Linked DNA regions of Homo sapiens: region 1 is linked to region 2. Evidence: chromatin loops called from intact Hi-C (ENCODE). Cell type or tissue: endothelial cell of umbilical vein. All regions are shown on one strand.

Region 1 (8,000 bases), 610 kb before region 2:
GGTTGAAAGAGCTAGACTTTGTTTAAAGACTTGAAGTCAGTAGAAAGAAAGGCTTGGGTTAAGATAAGGGGGTTGTGGAGAGCACGGTTCTTGTTATGCAGTTGAAGCCTCCCAGGTCGCAGTCTTCAGAGAGAATAGAAGGTGAATGTCTGTTTTCAGACTTTGAAAGTGTCAGACCCTCATTTAATCTCCCTTAGATCCGGGAAAGGACTAGAAAGGAAGGCCTGGCTGCATTAATGGAGATTCTCTACAGATGCAAATTTCCCCCACAAAAGATGGCTTTGCAGGGCCATCTCAAAATATGTCAAAGAAATATAGTTTGGAGTAAAATACTTTTATTTCCTTCAGGGTCTGCCATCTGTCGTGTGAGGTTACACCAGAGTCAAGCTGGAATTTGGTGTCTTATTGCCACAAGGAGTCTGCTCTATCACTCTCATGATCTCTACTTTAAGGTTAGTGCTGCTCAGCTGTGCCTAAATCCCAAAACGGAGGGAGAATAAGGAGGTATGTCTGACCCCACTTCCTGTCATGGCTGGGAATTCAGCTTTTCAGGTTTCAGTGGAGTCTCCTTGGTCAAGAGGGGGTTGTTAGATATAAGTTCTAAATTTCTAGTCAAAGAATCAATATGTCAGTATGTTCAATTCTTTGCCTTCTACTGTTAAACTTAACTTCCTCATAAAGCAACATTTTCAATTACCTACTTCACCCAGACTCATTCCGATCACCTGCTCCCCCTGACTCATTCCCATCACCTGCTCCCCCGACTCATTCTGATTACCTACTTCACCCAGACTCATTCCGATCACCTGCTCCCCCCGACTCATTCCGATCACCTGCTCCCCCTGACTCATTCCAATCACCTGCTCCCCCGACTCATTCTGATTACCTACTTCACCCAGACTCATTCCGATCACCTGCTCCCCCCGACTCATTCTGATTACCTACTCCACCCTGACTCATTCCGATCACCTGCTCCCCCGACTCATTCTGATTACCTACTTCACCCAGACTCATTCCGATCACCTGCTCCCCCGACTCATTCTGATTACCTGCTCCCCCTGACTCATTCCGATCACCTGCTCCCCCTGACTCATTCCAATCACCTGCTCCCCCGACTCATTCTGATTACCTACTTCACCCAGACTCATTCCGATCACCTGCTCCCCCTGACTCATTCCGATCACCTGCTCCCCCTGACTCATTCCAATCACCTGCTCCCCCGACTCATTCTGATTACCTACTTCACCCAGACTCATTCCGATCACCTGCTCCCCCCGACTCATTCTGATTACCTACTCCACCCTGACTCATTCTGATTACCTGCTCCCCCGACTCATTCTGATTACCTACTTCACCCAGACTCATTCCGATCACCTGCTCCCCCCGACTCATTCTGATTACCTACTCCACCCTGACTCATTCCGATCACCTGCTCCCCCGACTCATTCTGATTACCTACTTCACCCAGACTCATTCCGATCACCTGCTCCCCCGACTCATTCTGATTACCTGCTCCCCCTGACTCATTCCGATCACCTGCTCCCCCGACTCATTCTGATTACCTACTTCACCCAGACTCATTCCGATCACCTGCTCCCCCCGACTCATTCTGATTACCTATTCCACCCTGACTCATTCCGATCACCTGCTCCCCCCGACTCATTCTGATTACCTGCTCTGTCATAACCATTTTTCCCGCCAAAGCACTCACCCCATCACTCCTTTTAAATTAGCCGGTCAGAATTAGTTTAGCCTGTGCGGTCTAACCCTAGCCAGTAGCGGAACCACACAGCAGCAGGGGCCACATCCTTCAGGGTTAAGACCCGCTTCCCCTCCCTTGTCCAGGTGTGCGCTCACCATTGCTCCATCTCTAAGGGTACATCCTTCTATAGCAGTAACTTACCTTGCTGAGAATTAAAAATAAAATTTTATATTCGAGTGCTATTCCTTTTGCGGCACCAAACTTTATATATATAACGGGGTCTAGTCAGTTGGTTGAAAGGGCTTAGGACTTTATTCTTGGTTTACAAATCTCAAGGTGGTATAAAAACAGCAACTATCCTGCCTTTCTTTGAGTTCTTTTTTTTTTTTTTGAGAGGGGGTCTTGCTCTATCACCCAGGCTGGAGTGTAGTGGCGCCATCTAAGCTCACTGTAGCCGCCAACCCCCAGGCTCAAGTGATCCTCCCACTTCAGCCTCCCAAGTAGCTGGGACCACAGGCACGTGCCACCAAGCCCAGCTAATTTTTTTTTTTTTTTTTTGGTAGAGATGGGGTTTCACCCAGGCTGGTCTCAAACTCCTGAGCTTAAGCCATCCACCCACCTCAGCCTCCCAAAGTGCTAGGATTACAGGCATGAGCCACCGTGCCCAGCCTCTTTGAGTTCTATTTCCCTGACTCCTGTGTACATTAATAAATTTGTATGCCTTTTCTCCTGTTAATCTGCTTTCTGTCGGTTCATTTTTTCAGGGAAACTTCAGAGGGTGAAAGGAAAGATTTTCATTCTCCCTTACAACCCCAGTAGGCTTGAAGCCTAAGGCCTCACCTAATTCCTGGTGGGACAGGAGAGAGTGCTCTATGAAGGGTCACCCCAGGCAAAAGACCTCCCTTCCTCAGAACAGACCCCCGGATTCCTTTCCCCAAAGCCCAGCCCAGACCTTCACCTGGTAGCCCTGAGGGCCAGCTCCCAGCCCACATCCCTCAGGGCCCTAGGAATGTCCTAGCCCCTCCTGGGCTGCCCCCAGATCTGGTGCCTGTGGGTGGAGAGGTGTTCTGAGGTCACAGGCCTCCCGCTGACCTCTCCCCGCAGGGCTTCGAGTCCCTGAGACTGCAGATGTGGCCCAGGAGGCTGCAAGGAGGCTGGGAGATGGGGGGACCCTGAGAATAAGTTCATTCTTGCTGGCCCGACCAGGAGCACAGGCCACAGGCAGATCCTGGAAGGAAGTGGGCCCTCCCATGCCAGATCCATCAGGGAAGGGCCGAAACCAGAAGCCCAGCTGGGAAGCTGGATTCCTGTCCATCCTAGAAGCCCAGGAGTCATGGGAATGAGCCATCGGTGTGCCCTGTCCTCCACATTTTACAGAACTCAGCCAGTCCTTGCAGCCCCTTGAGGAAATTCTGTGTTATTTCCCGTTTACAGATGAGGAAACAGAGGCATGGAACAGGGAGTGACCTATCCAAGGGTCCCTCCTGTAAACGGAGAAGAGCAGCTGGGGAGGCTGGCCTGGAGGAGATGAGGCCAGCTGGACCCAGGCACCTATGTGGCTGCACTGATGGGGCTTCAGCTTTGAGGTGGGGCTCCCTGTGCTCAGCCCAGGGGGGCATGCCTCAGGAGCATGTGTCCAGGCACCCTGAGAAGAGGCGTGTTGGCCACCCAGCGACAGCTGGATCCTCCCGGGAAGGCCACACTTCTGTGGGCACCTGGGCCTGGGTGGGGACAGCCTCCCCCATGGGGAGGGGGCCTGGGCTGTGGATCCCGAGGCACACTCGCCCTGTTGGGAGCTCCTGTCTAACCTTTCCTGTCAGTTTTAGATGCATCCCTGGTTCTAATTCTTTTTCCCAGCAGGTGGCACTGGGGAGGCTGTTTGGAGCCCTCCAGGCCTGTGAGCTCAGGCCATGGATTGCTGGGATCCTTGTCCCCTGCTGACCAGCCCAGGGAACTCGCTGTCCATGGTGTCTGCAGCTCCCCCTTACGGGTCCACACAGGGTGTCCTCCATGGGTCACGACTGCCCCTGCTGTTGCCAGGATGCCTTCTCCACACCTCCCCACTCAATTTCTCCAGTCATGGCCCAGTGATTGCACCTGGGGCTGGGGGAGACAGAATTTGCCTGGAAGAGATGCTCAGTGTGGCCAGCTCACGGCCACCAAGCCCCACGTTTGCTCTCAGAGACAGCTTTGCACACAGCGGCATTGGCGGCATCTGGACTGGCCTCTTAGCTCCCCACACGTCCTCTTGAATAACAGAGGAAAAGGGAATTGATCCCCAAACTCCTTCCTCCAAGGTCAACTTCTCTTCTGCCAAGATCTAAGGAAAGCTTCCATCTCAGCTGCTCCTGCTGCTGGTTCTGTTTCTGCAGGTCATCTTCTGACCTTGAGTCTGAGTTAAGTCCCTTGCGTGCTGTGCTCCCTTGGATGGAAGCAGAACTGCAGACCCTTTGATGGAGCCTGAGTGGCAGAAGGGTCATCCGAGGTTGTGGCCTCTAAAAGACTCTCCAGTTTACAGATGGGGAAACTGAGGCTGGAGAGAGGGAGCCCTGCCCGGAGCCACACAGCTAGCATTGAGTAGACACTACCTGGGAACCGGACCCAGGTGTGCCCCCTCCTTACCAGGGTAGGAGCCGCCAGTGTGGGCTTCAGGGAAAGTCACTCTCTGGTGACCTGCACAGGAGCTGGGACCACAGAAGGGGACGAGGGGAGAGGGAGAGAGGGCTGCTCTATGCAGATGGCGCCTCTTTTTTCCCAGAAGCCACACTCCCCCTCACAGTGCGGGGCACTGGAGGTAATTCTGACCAGCGGCTCCGACTCAGGCTGAGCCCCAGGAACTCTGGGGTGCATTTAACAACACGGTGGCCAGCCCGGGTGCACCAGGTGCCCAGCCGCCTCTGAGAACCCCTGATGGAGACGAGGAGGCAGGGGCCCTGGGATCAGGAGATGTGTCCAGCTCAACCCTCAGTGCCTTCCTCTGAAAGTGCCATGGGGGCACTGCATAGGCTCGTGAATGTTAGCATCCTGGAACTCCAGGCCACACTGCGGTGAGGCACAGATCCAACATCAAACTTCAGCTGTGGGTGAGAGGCCTCCGGCTTGGGACTGACTCTGAGTCATCCAACCGTATGCACACATGGGCTATCCCCGCCGATGGCTGCCCTGCACGGTCAGGGATGGTGTCACCAGCCAGCACCCATCTGCAGCACGCAGGCTCGGGGAGGGGGAGCTGCCTCTGATCAGGCTTCGCTGCAGGGCCTGGCTTTTCTGCTCAGCTGGCCTCCAGTCTCCAGCCGCGCCTGGGCCCCTGCTGGCCGAGGGTGTCCCGCATCCATCAGACAAAGCCAACCCTGGCCATGGGCCTCCATGTGGGTGAGGCATTGGGAAAGAGCTGGTTCTCGCTGATTTACCCACTCACCCACTTGCTCCGGAGTTTCTGTTCTTAGGTTAGGTTTTAGTCCACTGGGCTTGTGCATGGAGCAGGGAGGGTTCCTGACTTTCCCTCTCCAGAGATCCTTCACCCAAGTGCAGCTGAGAAGGTTGAGCCTTTCCCCTACTAGTTTGAAATCCCGCCCTTAGCATGTGCTACCTCTATCATTTATCTTTTTGTTGGTTCCCTTGCCAATATTGAGTTGTTTTAATTATTATGGCCTTAAAGTTGTTAGGTTGATTTGCCATAGCATAGGTAAGACTCCTCTAGTAATTTCTCTTTGACTTGCTTCAATTTTCTTCTCATTATGCACCTTTTTTTTTTTTTGTCAGAATCTTGCTCTGTTGCCCAGGCTGGAGTGCAATGGCACAATCTCAGCTCACTGCAACCTCCGCCTCCCAAGTTCAAGCGATTCTCTGCCTCAGCCTCCCGAGCAGCTGGGATTACAGGCATGTGCCACCACGCCTGGCTAATTTTTATATTTTTAGTAGAGATGGGGTTTGGCCAGGTTGGCCAGGCTGGTCTTGAACTCTTCACCTCAGGTGATCCATCCTCCTCGGCCTCCCAAAGTGCTAGGATTACAGGTGTGAGCCACTGCACCCAGCTGTATCGATGTTACTTAGATTTTCACTTTTTGTATATGTATTTAATTTTAAATATTTTGTTTCTATAGTTATATCCTCTTGTCATTTTCAAAGAACCAATCCTTTTTTTTCCTAAGTCTAATTTGTGTTTATTTTCTATTTCATGACTTGGGGTTTTGCCTTAATCCCTTTATCCTGCCCTGTTGAATCGTGTTGTTGATGTTCATTGTCTAGATTCTGAGGTTGAACATAGAGGCCAATCATTTCCAACCTTTCCTGAATTCGTATCAATGCCTTTAAGCTTGAACTTCCCTCTCACAGCACAGCGGCTGCATCCCCTTGGTTTTGATAAAGAGCATTCTCATTTTCATTCATTTCTAGAAAGATTGCAACTTCAGTTATATTTCTTCATTTAACCTAGTAAGTTTTTTAACTTCCAAGGCATTAGACATTTTTTTCTTGACCATACTTTTCTTATTTACTTTTTGTTTTATCGCTTAGGCTCAGAGAACAATAACTTGTACAATTTCTTCTTTGAATTGTTTACTGGTATTTTGAGGGGCTCTCTGCCTGGTTATGTCAATGCTCGTGGGCTTTTGAGAAAGACCCGCATGTACCAGTGAGGGTTCCGGCAGGAAACCTCTTGCTATGCTCCAGGGGCACAGCTGCAGAGAGCTTGGTGACAGGCTGCTTACACAGGTGTGGACAGGGCTGGGGACCCACCAAGGGAGGTGTGGGTGGCATTGGGGTCTTTGCCAGTGCTGGAGGGCACGAGGAGGGAGCCAGTGGTGGAACTGGACAGTGCCATTCAGAAACTAAAGCCCTCAGCAAGAGGGCAGGCTGTCTGGAGTGATCTGAAAAGGTGGGGCCAGGAGTATCAGCCCCCTCCCTCCTTACCCTCTCCTCCTGCTCTCCAGCCCTGGCAGTCTCTCCTACTGGCTGAAGCCAGAATAGAATCTGGAGAGGCCACCCTCCCAGGACACAGGGGCAGGGACAGGCTGAGGAGGTAGGAGTAGGTCTGCACAGGGGAGAAGTCCACCTCGCACACCCTGGGCTCCTCCATGGCGTGAGGTCCCTGTCTTCCCTGTACTTGTGTAAGTGTCTGTCATCAGAAAGATGGCAGGTTGCCCTGGGGAGGATGGTGTCTTACTCGGTTCCGTCCCTGCCAGCATCTAGCACTGTGGTCAAGTCCTCTACATGCTGTCCCCAGAGAACCTCTAGTCCCCAGCCTCCTGCTCTGTGTGTAGGCTGACAGCAGAATCCAGACCCAAGTCACTGGGGAGCACCCAATTTGCTTCCTCTCCTCCTCAGCTAAGGGTGAGCAGCAGGGGTGACCCCAGCTATTAGCCCCACCTAGCACACAGCACAGCGGCCCTGCAGAGGGGCAGCCCTTCCCACTGCCATGCTGCAGCTCCAGACACAGAGGAAGCTCAGGGCTTCCAGGGTCTTTGTGGATGAACAGATGAGGGAAAACTGGAGGGACTGGGAGCAGCAAAAGCAGAGGGGTAGGGGACTTGGACTGACGTGTCAACAGCTAACACTTCGTTCTGGTCCTGGTCCCCAGGAGCAGCTGGTCCTGGTCCGGGAGCAGCTGCCTGCCGACACGGCTGCGCTGCGATGGGATCTGGCCCCAGCCCAGTTGCTGCTGGCCAGACACTGAGTCAGCACCCGGCCGTCCAGTGCGCCACAAGCAGATCCCGGCAGAGCTGCCCACGCTGTGCAGATCCCCGGTGGGCCTCCCGGGCTAGAGCCCGGGGACCCATTCACTTGGGGCCCTACCAGTCCCTACCCTTGGTTGGCTGGGGGCTGCCCAGCCTGGGCCCCACCCACCCAGGGCTCTGGTTTCTGAGTCCGGGGCCCAGCAAAGCCCCTCTTTCACTCCTTCCTGAAATGGGATCATGACCCTGGTCCTACCTCTGAGTGATTCTGATGTGAGATTAGGGATTGTGCAGGGATGGGGGTGTGATCCTGCAATGACGGACTCCTAGGCCTCCTCCCAGCCCCGCAGAGTCCAAATCCCCAAGGCAGGGGCTGAGGAGGGCGAGGCTCATAGAACCCAGGACTCCTGGGGGTCCTGAGCATCTGGGGCCTCCCGGCTCTCGTGACTTCACATCCTGGCCTCTTCCCACCCACTGGAGCTCTGAGGGTCTCAGCCTCTCTCCACTTGACATCTCTTTCTTTCTTTCTTTTTTTTTTTTTTTGGAGACGGAGTCTCGCTCTGTCGCCCAGGCTGGAGTGCAGTGGCACGATCTTGGCACACTGCAAGCTCTGCCTCCTGGTTTCA
Region 2 (8,000 bases):
CAGGGCAACTGTTTGATTAAATCCTGGTCAGTCCCATAAGGAGTGCGTTGTAGGAACAGGAAGTCGTGAGAAGGAGCCGTGCGTGCGATGTGAAAGGCAGTGTCGTGTAAATGCAGTAAGAGGCAGGACATGTCAGAGAGGCTTCTAGAACGGCTTGGAGATGGGTATGCATGGGCTTCTCATATAAAATAACCAGTGAACAGGTAAACCCCGACCTAATAAACACGGCCTCCAGTGGGGGTGGGGAAAGAAGGTGGTGGGGGAGGGGAAGGGGGGCCAATTCTGGGGCTGACCTTGAGCTTCACATGGCTCATGTCTCCTCTGGAACCATGTAGATGCTTTGCTAAAAAACAACAACAAATCCTAAAGAACAAGAAAGGAATCCCTACAAATTGGAAACTGGCAGGAACAAGTAAACCTAACTGTTTACCAAATTGGTGCCAAGAAATCTTCATGTGACTGTGACTTAAAAAATAAACAGTATTTTGAGTACATAATTTTAGTGAGATATAGTCTCACTAAGAACAAAATAATAATTCCAAAAAAAAAAGTTATCTTAAAACAAGGAATAGCAGAAGGGGAAAATAAGAAAATATTCTCTTCTCTGATGGGAAACAGGGAAGGACATCCAGCCCAATCCCCCTCCCCCCAGCCTTCCCCAATCCCCACCCCACCCCACATGTATACACACAGCGGTCTGAGTCCTGCAGGGGACAGAGATGACAGGAGCTGGGCCCGAGACTGACTGACAAGTAGGCCTGGGAGGGCACCAGTCTCTGCGACCAGGTGTCCATGAGGGCTTCCAGGGGTCTTTCCACAGGGGCTGGGGCCTTTGGATGGAGTGAGCCTGGGAACTGTCAGAGGCACAGGGGTGCAGGGGAGGGGCAGGAGGGACCCTCTGTGCTCAGTGCTTTCTGGGAGTTTCAGGCTGAGGCTGGGCAGCCCCTTGGCCCCCTGCTGCAGGTTTGAGCAGTGCTCATTCCGGCCCAGCCCCTCCCAGGCACAGACACTTGAGCTCTGCTCAGCAGGCAGGGCAGAAATGATGACAGGTGCCACCACCCCCGGCCCGCCTGTCACTGGAAACCAGCTGCTTCCTGTCAGCAGTCCTTCAGGCCAAGGACAGCCAGGCCCACTTGGAGCTCCTGTTTCTTAACCCAGCCCCCTCCAAGCAGGCCTTCTTCCAACGCTAGGGTCAACACAACCTTCGCTAGGTCCTGGCTCCTGCTGTCCCCAGGGATCTGGGATGGAGGAGGCCCTGATGGGAGCGGGGATGAGGCCTCGAATGGGATGGATGGCTAGAGAGAGGTGTCCCTAGGGAGATGGGGTGAGGGGATGGCTGCTGGTGGGGAGGTCACTGGGGGAGGAGGCAGGAGAGACATGCTGGCTGAGGAGGGATGCGGTCTACCCAGGAGGAGCAGAGGTGCAAACAGGAGGACGATGGGTGTCCCAGGCCAGTGAGGGCCAGCCTGGAAGGCAGACCTGGAACAGGCAATTCCCATAGACCTTCTTGGGGGGCCAAGGAGCTTGGTTGTGTACCACCCGTGGTGGTGGGGGTTCTGGGCCTGAGGGTTCTGGGCTGGGAGTCACCCCACAGAGCTGATTCAGGGTCACAGTGCACCCAAAGGATGAGGGAGGGGAGCTGGAGGGAGAAGGTTCCGGGTGGCCACTCCCCTGAGCATGCATGGGGAGAAACTGTCCCATTGCTCAGCTAAGCTGACATGGTACTCCTTCCATTGTGAGCATGGAAGAAGGTGACTCGGTTCCAGAAGAAGCCATAGTGTCTTCCCATCACTGCAGCTGTGGCCAGGATCCCCAGGCAGCGAGGTGCCCAGCACTGCTCAAACTGCTGAGTACACCCCAGGTGACGCGTTGATAGAAGAGCCTGCACCTCACTCTGCGGAAAACTCAGCTCTCACCTGTGCTAACAATTTCAATGCAATGCGTTTCCTTTGCGATTCTATGCATTTTATTTTATGCACCTAAAAACATTATTCTGATGAGGGGTCCCTAACTTTCACTACCTGCCATGGGGCCTCGGTGCACAGGAGGTTAAGAATGCCTGGCTCAGGTATTGACCGGGCTCGGGGACCGAGAGCTCCTCGGGGACAGAGGGAGAATCAGAGGAAGAGTTGAGACCTGCCCAGACACAGGGCGGCCTCGGGTGGCGGCCACACCCTCGCCCCAACCCGGATCAGTTGCCCAGTCACCCAGCAGCAGGGCCTGTTTTTAGACCTGCTCCCAGGCAGGTTGCAGCTGGGGCCAGACAGGTACGGTGACCTTGTGAGGGGGTCACAGCACGCTCATAGGGGTCCACTGCAAGGAGAAGTGCAGTCCTTGGCCTGGGCCGGTGGGGTGACAGCAGCAGGGGCTCCAGGACTGGGGGTGGCCTGTTGAACCCCAGGTAGGTGTTCTGTCACCCCTGAGCCCTCACCTGTCCTCCCAAAGCTGGCCCTCAAGAACCAGCCTTCGAGGGCATGTGCCTGGGTCACGGGGTGTAGTCTCCACACTGACATGTAACCCAGCACCTGGGGCTCAGGAGGGTGCATGAGAAATGCCAGGAAGCCGGGGTCTGCAGCCCAAGGCCATGATGAAATCTCCTCACTGCTGCATATAGAGCCGCAGCCCAGCCATGCCCCACAAGCCCATTCTTCTCCCTCCTTTTAGGTCTTGCAGTGCTCTGCAGCTGGCCAGGACGCACAGGTGAGCTCACAGCTCACGGAAACCCTGAAAGCTAAGGCAACCTGGGGAAAGAAGTTACCAAGATTTCCTTTGTACCTTAGGGAATCCAAAAGCATTCTGTGTTCAGTGTTGGTGTCCAGGGTGATTTGGGGGATTTGGTGGCCATTTCCTGGGGTAGTGAGGGACATGCAAGAGCAATGATACGTGGACCTGCCATTCAGGGTGCAGAGATCCTGCAGAGGTCAGCTGGGAGCACCACCCCCAGAGGCCTGTGTCTGTGTGTGATCACGTCAGGCTGGGCACATTCCGTAATAACCAGCACCTCACTCATTTCCCACGGCTCATGGCTTGCAGGATTTTGCTCTCTTGACCTCTCCTCTTCCGATCCAGAGCTTAACATCCCAGGGCTGGTCATTGTGGTTTCACAGAGTCGGGGGCCAGCCTGAACCTGGAGCCATTTGCTGCAGGTGTGGGTTTTCCTTGGAGGCTGAGCAAGTCCCTGCTTACCCAGGCTTGCACCCTCTTGGAGACGTGAGCTCAAGCTCACAGGCATTGGTAGATGATGGCTCAGCCACTTCCAGACGGTGTGACTTTGGATAGGTCACCAAACTCCTCTGGGGTTCAGCTTCCCCAGCTGTAAATTGAGGCTGTGACAGTGTGTCCCGCATTCCACTGCACTGAGGACCAGGTGAGAGCATCACCAGCACACGTGGGCACCAAGCCTGGCACATGGGGAGCTCTGGTGCAGGCAGCACCTGCCACACTCTGCCCCAACCATGCCTGTGTGACCAGGGCACAACCAGAAGTAGCTGGGCAGGTGCCACCCAGAGTGCTGTGGACACAGTCACCGCTGGGCAGGCGCCCCAGGGTGGGTCCTAACCTTAGCCAGCAAGTGGGTGCCACAGGCCCAGGGAGAGCAACGCGGGGACAGCCCTCGTGTCAAAAAACCTGGGATGGTGTAAGACTCCGAATTGTTGTCCTGTCTGAAGAATGTTCCGTTATTTCTCACAACCTGTTTCCTCCCTGGCCACTGAACAGAGGTTTACTTTCCTTTAGGACTTGATCTGTGACCACAGTGCCCCGCTGTTAAGGTGACCAATGCAAACTGCAGAAGGGTGCCCCTTCCCCCCCAGAAACATCAGGTGCGTCCCAGGTCCTGCGGCACCCCCCGAGGAGGGAGGTGCTGAGGGCGGGGCTGCAGCCACGGAGTTGGAGGGGGGGACTGTGGGTGGGGCTGGAGGATCAGGGTGCTGTGGGCGGGGCCAGAGGAAAGAGGCACTGTGGATGGGGCGGGAGGGGCGAGGCACTGTGGGCAGGGCCGGAGGAGGGAGGTGCTGTGGGCGGGGTTGGAGGGGTAGATGCTGTGGGCAGGGTCGGAGGAGGGAGTGCTGTGGGAGGAGCTGGAGGGGGAGGCACTGTGGGTGGGCCAGAGGGGGGAGACACTGTGGGCGGGGTCAGAGGAGGGGGGTATTATGGGCAGGGCTGGAGGCGGGAGGTGCTGTGGGCGGGGTCTGAGGTGGAGGTGCTGTGGGTGGGGCTGGAGGGGGAGGTGTTGTGGGCAGGGCTGTGGGGAGGTGCTGTGGGGCTGTGGGCGGGGCTTGAGGGGAGAGCTGCAGCCGGGGAGGAGGGAGGTGCTGTGGGTGGGGTTGAAGTGGGGGAGGTGCTGTGGGCGGGGCCGGAGAAGGGAGGCGCCGTGGGTGGGGCTGGAGAGGGGAGGTGCTGTGGGCGGGGCTGGAGGTGGAGGTGCTGTGGGCGGGGCTGGACCAGAGAGGTGCTGTGGGCGGGGCCGCAGCCAGGCTTATGCTTCCCTGCTGCAGGGGTGCGCTGATGGGATGGGGGCGTCTCACCCCAGGTGGGGGAGGCCTGAGCTCGCATCATCCGGCTGCAGACCCCTGGGTGCCCCCTTGTGCCAGGTCCGTCAGGGGCACAGGCCCGGCAGCACGCTGACTGGGCGCCGGGCAGGCCCGGCCGGCAGGGAGGGCTCCAAAGGCTGATCCTGCCTGTATTTTAAGGCCTGAGTTTCAGAGCGGCCTCCGGGCCCTTTGCTGAGCTCCAGCGCCCCCTGGTGTCGGCGAGGCGGGTGAGGGAGACGCGCCTTTGGGTCTCGGGCCTGCCCTCCAGCAGCCCACACACACCCCAGGACCTGGAGGCCTCCACCAGCCCCACCCTGGGGAGGACATTGAGAACCTGGAACAAGGTCTATTTGGGTCTGAAATACAGAAATGTAAGAACGCTGGAGAAGCTGGGGTCTCCTCCGGGAGAAGCCAGGCCTCGGGAGCCCGCTGCTGGGAGCCCTGGGGGCAGAGCCGGCCGCAGAGCCTTCCGCACAGACCCGTCCTTCCTAGGAGGCTGGGAGCTGGCATTTTGGCTTTGGCTCAGAATTGCCCGCTGTGCCACGAGGGCGAAGTCCAGCCCAGCAGGGGGAGGGCTGCTGCCCAAAGAGAGGGACTGATGTGGTTCTCCTGGGCCTGCTAGTGTCGGATGCTCCTCCAGGGACTGTTCTCAAGGCCCAGGTGCATGTGGGGAAATCGGGCTGTCTGGAAGAAAGAGTGGAAGCCGCTCGCTAGAGACACGCCTCTGTGATTCTCCCAGAAAGTGTCCTGTCGGAGGCTCAGGACTTCCTAGTGAAGCAGCTAGGACAAGCTGGGCATATTGAAAGTCACGGGGACATAAACCTGCAGGCCTGGGTATGGCCATTGGGTATACGTTAAATTCTGTGGCACCCAGTCTAGTACAACAGCTTCCGTTTCAGGACAGACAAGGTCACCCTGTGGGACCACCCTTAGCTGGAGCACCAGTTCCCTTCGCAGCCTCCTGATGAGAAGTGATCTCTGAACAGAAGGTGCAGGGCAGAGCTGCGGGCGTGCAGGGCCCTTCTCCCAGTCTGTTCCCGTCGATTCCTTGCTGCTCACACTCAAGGGTCTGCGCCCAGCCTGAAGGCGCTGCCTGCCGCGGTCCCTCCTGGTCATCTGTCTTTGTAGATTTGCAGAACAACATAGCCTCACCTGTGGGAGAGGCTTCCCAAGCTTCACCTTCACTCAGCACTGTTGCGCAGTCCCCAGGCAGGTGGCACCTGAGAGAGGGTTCCAGGCTTGGCCACTGGAGGGTCCCAAAGGTGGCTGGTTCCTGGCCCCAACAAAGCCGACTCCCTGGGAGACAGATGAGTCCCTCCAGGGTGGTACTGTTGGTCTGTTTTGGTCAGTGACGTGCTCAGCTCCAGGGCCATGCCTGGCACAGGGAAGGTGCGTCTTCAGTACTGGGTGATGTTGGACGAACGCCTGCTTCCCTTTTTTTTTCAAACTGAGGTCTGCAACCCAGATGCCCTTGGCTACTTACTGACTGCTCCATCTGAGCAAGTGGCACAGTGCCACTCATCTGCATAGGTGAGCGGGGACTGGTGGGTCTGCTGCTGGCTGGACAGAATGTCTGGGAGGGGCTTTGAGCATCCTGACCACCTCTGCTCTCAATCAGGCTTGGAAGGCAGCGTGTAATTAGGTCACATGGAGCCTCCAAGGACCAGACACTGGGGAAACCATAGCTCTCTGTCTTGTGCGTTTCTGGGTGCCAAAGCCATTACCTCCTGCTTTTGGAGGTCCCGTTGCCAGTTGCCAGGGTGAGAGGCAGGATGGGTTCATGACTCATGGCATCGACATCCTCCGGCCTGTTAAATCTTTTTGTTGTTGTTGTTGTTTTTTGAGATAGAGTCTCGCTTTGTCGCCCAGGCTGGAGTGCAATGGCACGATCTCGGCTCACTGCAAGCTCCGCCTCCTGGGTTCATGCCATCCTCCTGCCTCAGCCTCCTGAGTAGCTGGGACTACAGGCACCTGCCACCAAGCCCGGCTAATTTTTTATATTTTTAGTAGAGACGAGGTTTCATCATGTTGGCCAGGATGGTCTCGATCTCCTGACCTTGTGATCCGCCCACCTTGGCCTCCCAAAGTGCTGGGATAACAGGTGTGAGCCACCGCGCCCGGCCCAGCCTGTTCAATCTTAATGCAGTTGGCAAACACCTGTTTTTAATTTCTGATTTTTAAGGGCCATTTCCCTGGAGTTCACTGTTAGGTATAATGTGGGGTGTTATGTTAAGGGATATTCATCATATTAAAACATAGTCTCTCTGCACCGTGACTTTTATTCTTCCAGTAAGTAGTAGGTGTCTATTTTTACTAAAAGCTTTTCTAGCGTCAGAGCCAGGGAGGTTTCCGTGGAGGTCCAGCCAACCCAGTTGGGGCCAGTTCCTTTGGTGGACACCCCTGCCCTTCCCCCTGGTGGAAGATCTGCTGACCCCTTAGCCAGTCCCTGGACCCCCAGCAGAGCTGGGCCTACTGCTTGGCTTCCTTCCATGCAGCCCTGGATGTCCCAGGGATGCAGTTTCGGTGGAAAACACACTGCCTTCCCTGCAGTTCATCCCCTGCTCCTGCTATACCGAAGCCCGTTTTTCACTCCACAGAATTCAGAATGGGGAAGACCTTCCCTGCCCCCAGGCCCCTTCCCTTCTTCACTTCTTCACAGTTGAATGAAGCCAGCTGTTTCCTTGCAGCTAGGGCCATCTGCTAAGACACACTTCCCCCTCCAATCTGTGTGTCACTTTCCCTCCTGAGACCCTGAGAGACATCCTGACCCTCCTAGTCTTCCTCTGTATCTGACTCCTCCTGTCATTCTGAAAGAGGGTGGTGCTCTCCCTGGGAACTCTCAGCACACCAGCCGGACCCCTCCGCTCCAGCAACACTCACTGTTCTGTCATTTCTGCTCTCCCTCCCTGGACCATCGCTGAGGCACCTCTCCCCTCTGCTGGGACCCCCAGCCTCGCTGTTCTCTGGCTGCGTCTTCTGACTGTTCCCTTCCACCATGGCTTTCTTGCAGCCCAGCCTCTTTCCCCATCGTCTTCAACACCCTTGCCAATTTTCCCCTCAAGTCCCCTGGGAACAGTCCATTCTTTATCATTCCAAATGTTTGTCTGAAAAAATATCCGACCCAACCATTGCAGTGGCATCCTGTTGTCATCCTTGCCATTAGCACTGGTACCTTTGAGACTGGTGACAAGCCACACCTCTACTGTCAGGTTGTCACAGGGCCCAGCCTCTCCACCTGCAGCTGCCACCGATACTTCCCACGTTGGCATCCAAGAAATGGGCAGGTGCAATATTCTGGAGAATCAATGTCCCATGCCTGCACCCTCACTGCTAAGGAGTTGAGGAAGCATGCATTTCAGATAGAGATGGAAAGATAGAGAGGAAAAGCTAAAAGAGGGTTAGCGTGGGAGCTGAGCAGATGATTTACAGAGTATGACACATGCAGTTTCACAATCATGTGTCTAGGTG

What was found. A loop is a pair of places that touch in the nucleus more often than their neighbours do. Peaks named below come from ENCODE experiments on the same cell type or tissue, not always from the same donor. Only the 100,000 strongest peaks of a DNase experiment are listed, where the experiment ranks them.
Region 1: it touches region 2 in a loop (27-fold over the local background); 3 of 110 quality-filtered maps call a loop at or near these places.

The regions. Positions count from the first base shown.
Region 1 is chr2:240,836,234-240,844,233 of GRCh38, reverse strand. No RefSeq gene overlaps it. Among named protein-coding and RNA genes, the nearest start is that of KIF1A, 20 kb to the right of the region's middle. RefSeq lists an enhancer at 4,541-5,041. In endothelial cell of umbilical vein, a CTCF peak has its summit at 3,541 (motif pointing right); a DNase peak (open chromatin) is centred at 3,593; H3K27me3 peaks cover 298 bases.
Region 2 is chr2:240,229,806-240,237,805 of GRCh38, reverse strand. No RefSeq gene overlaps it. Among named protein-coding and RNA genes, the nearest start is that of OTOS, 93 kb to the right of the region's middle. RefSeq lists enhancers at 1,079-1,683, 1,812-2,312, 3,559-4,100 and silencers at 4,043-4,092, 4,443-4,652. In endothelial cell of umbilical vein, a CTCF peak has its summit at 4,741 (motif pointing left); a DNase peak (open chromatin) is centred at 4,695.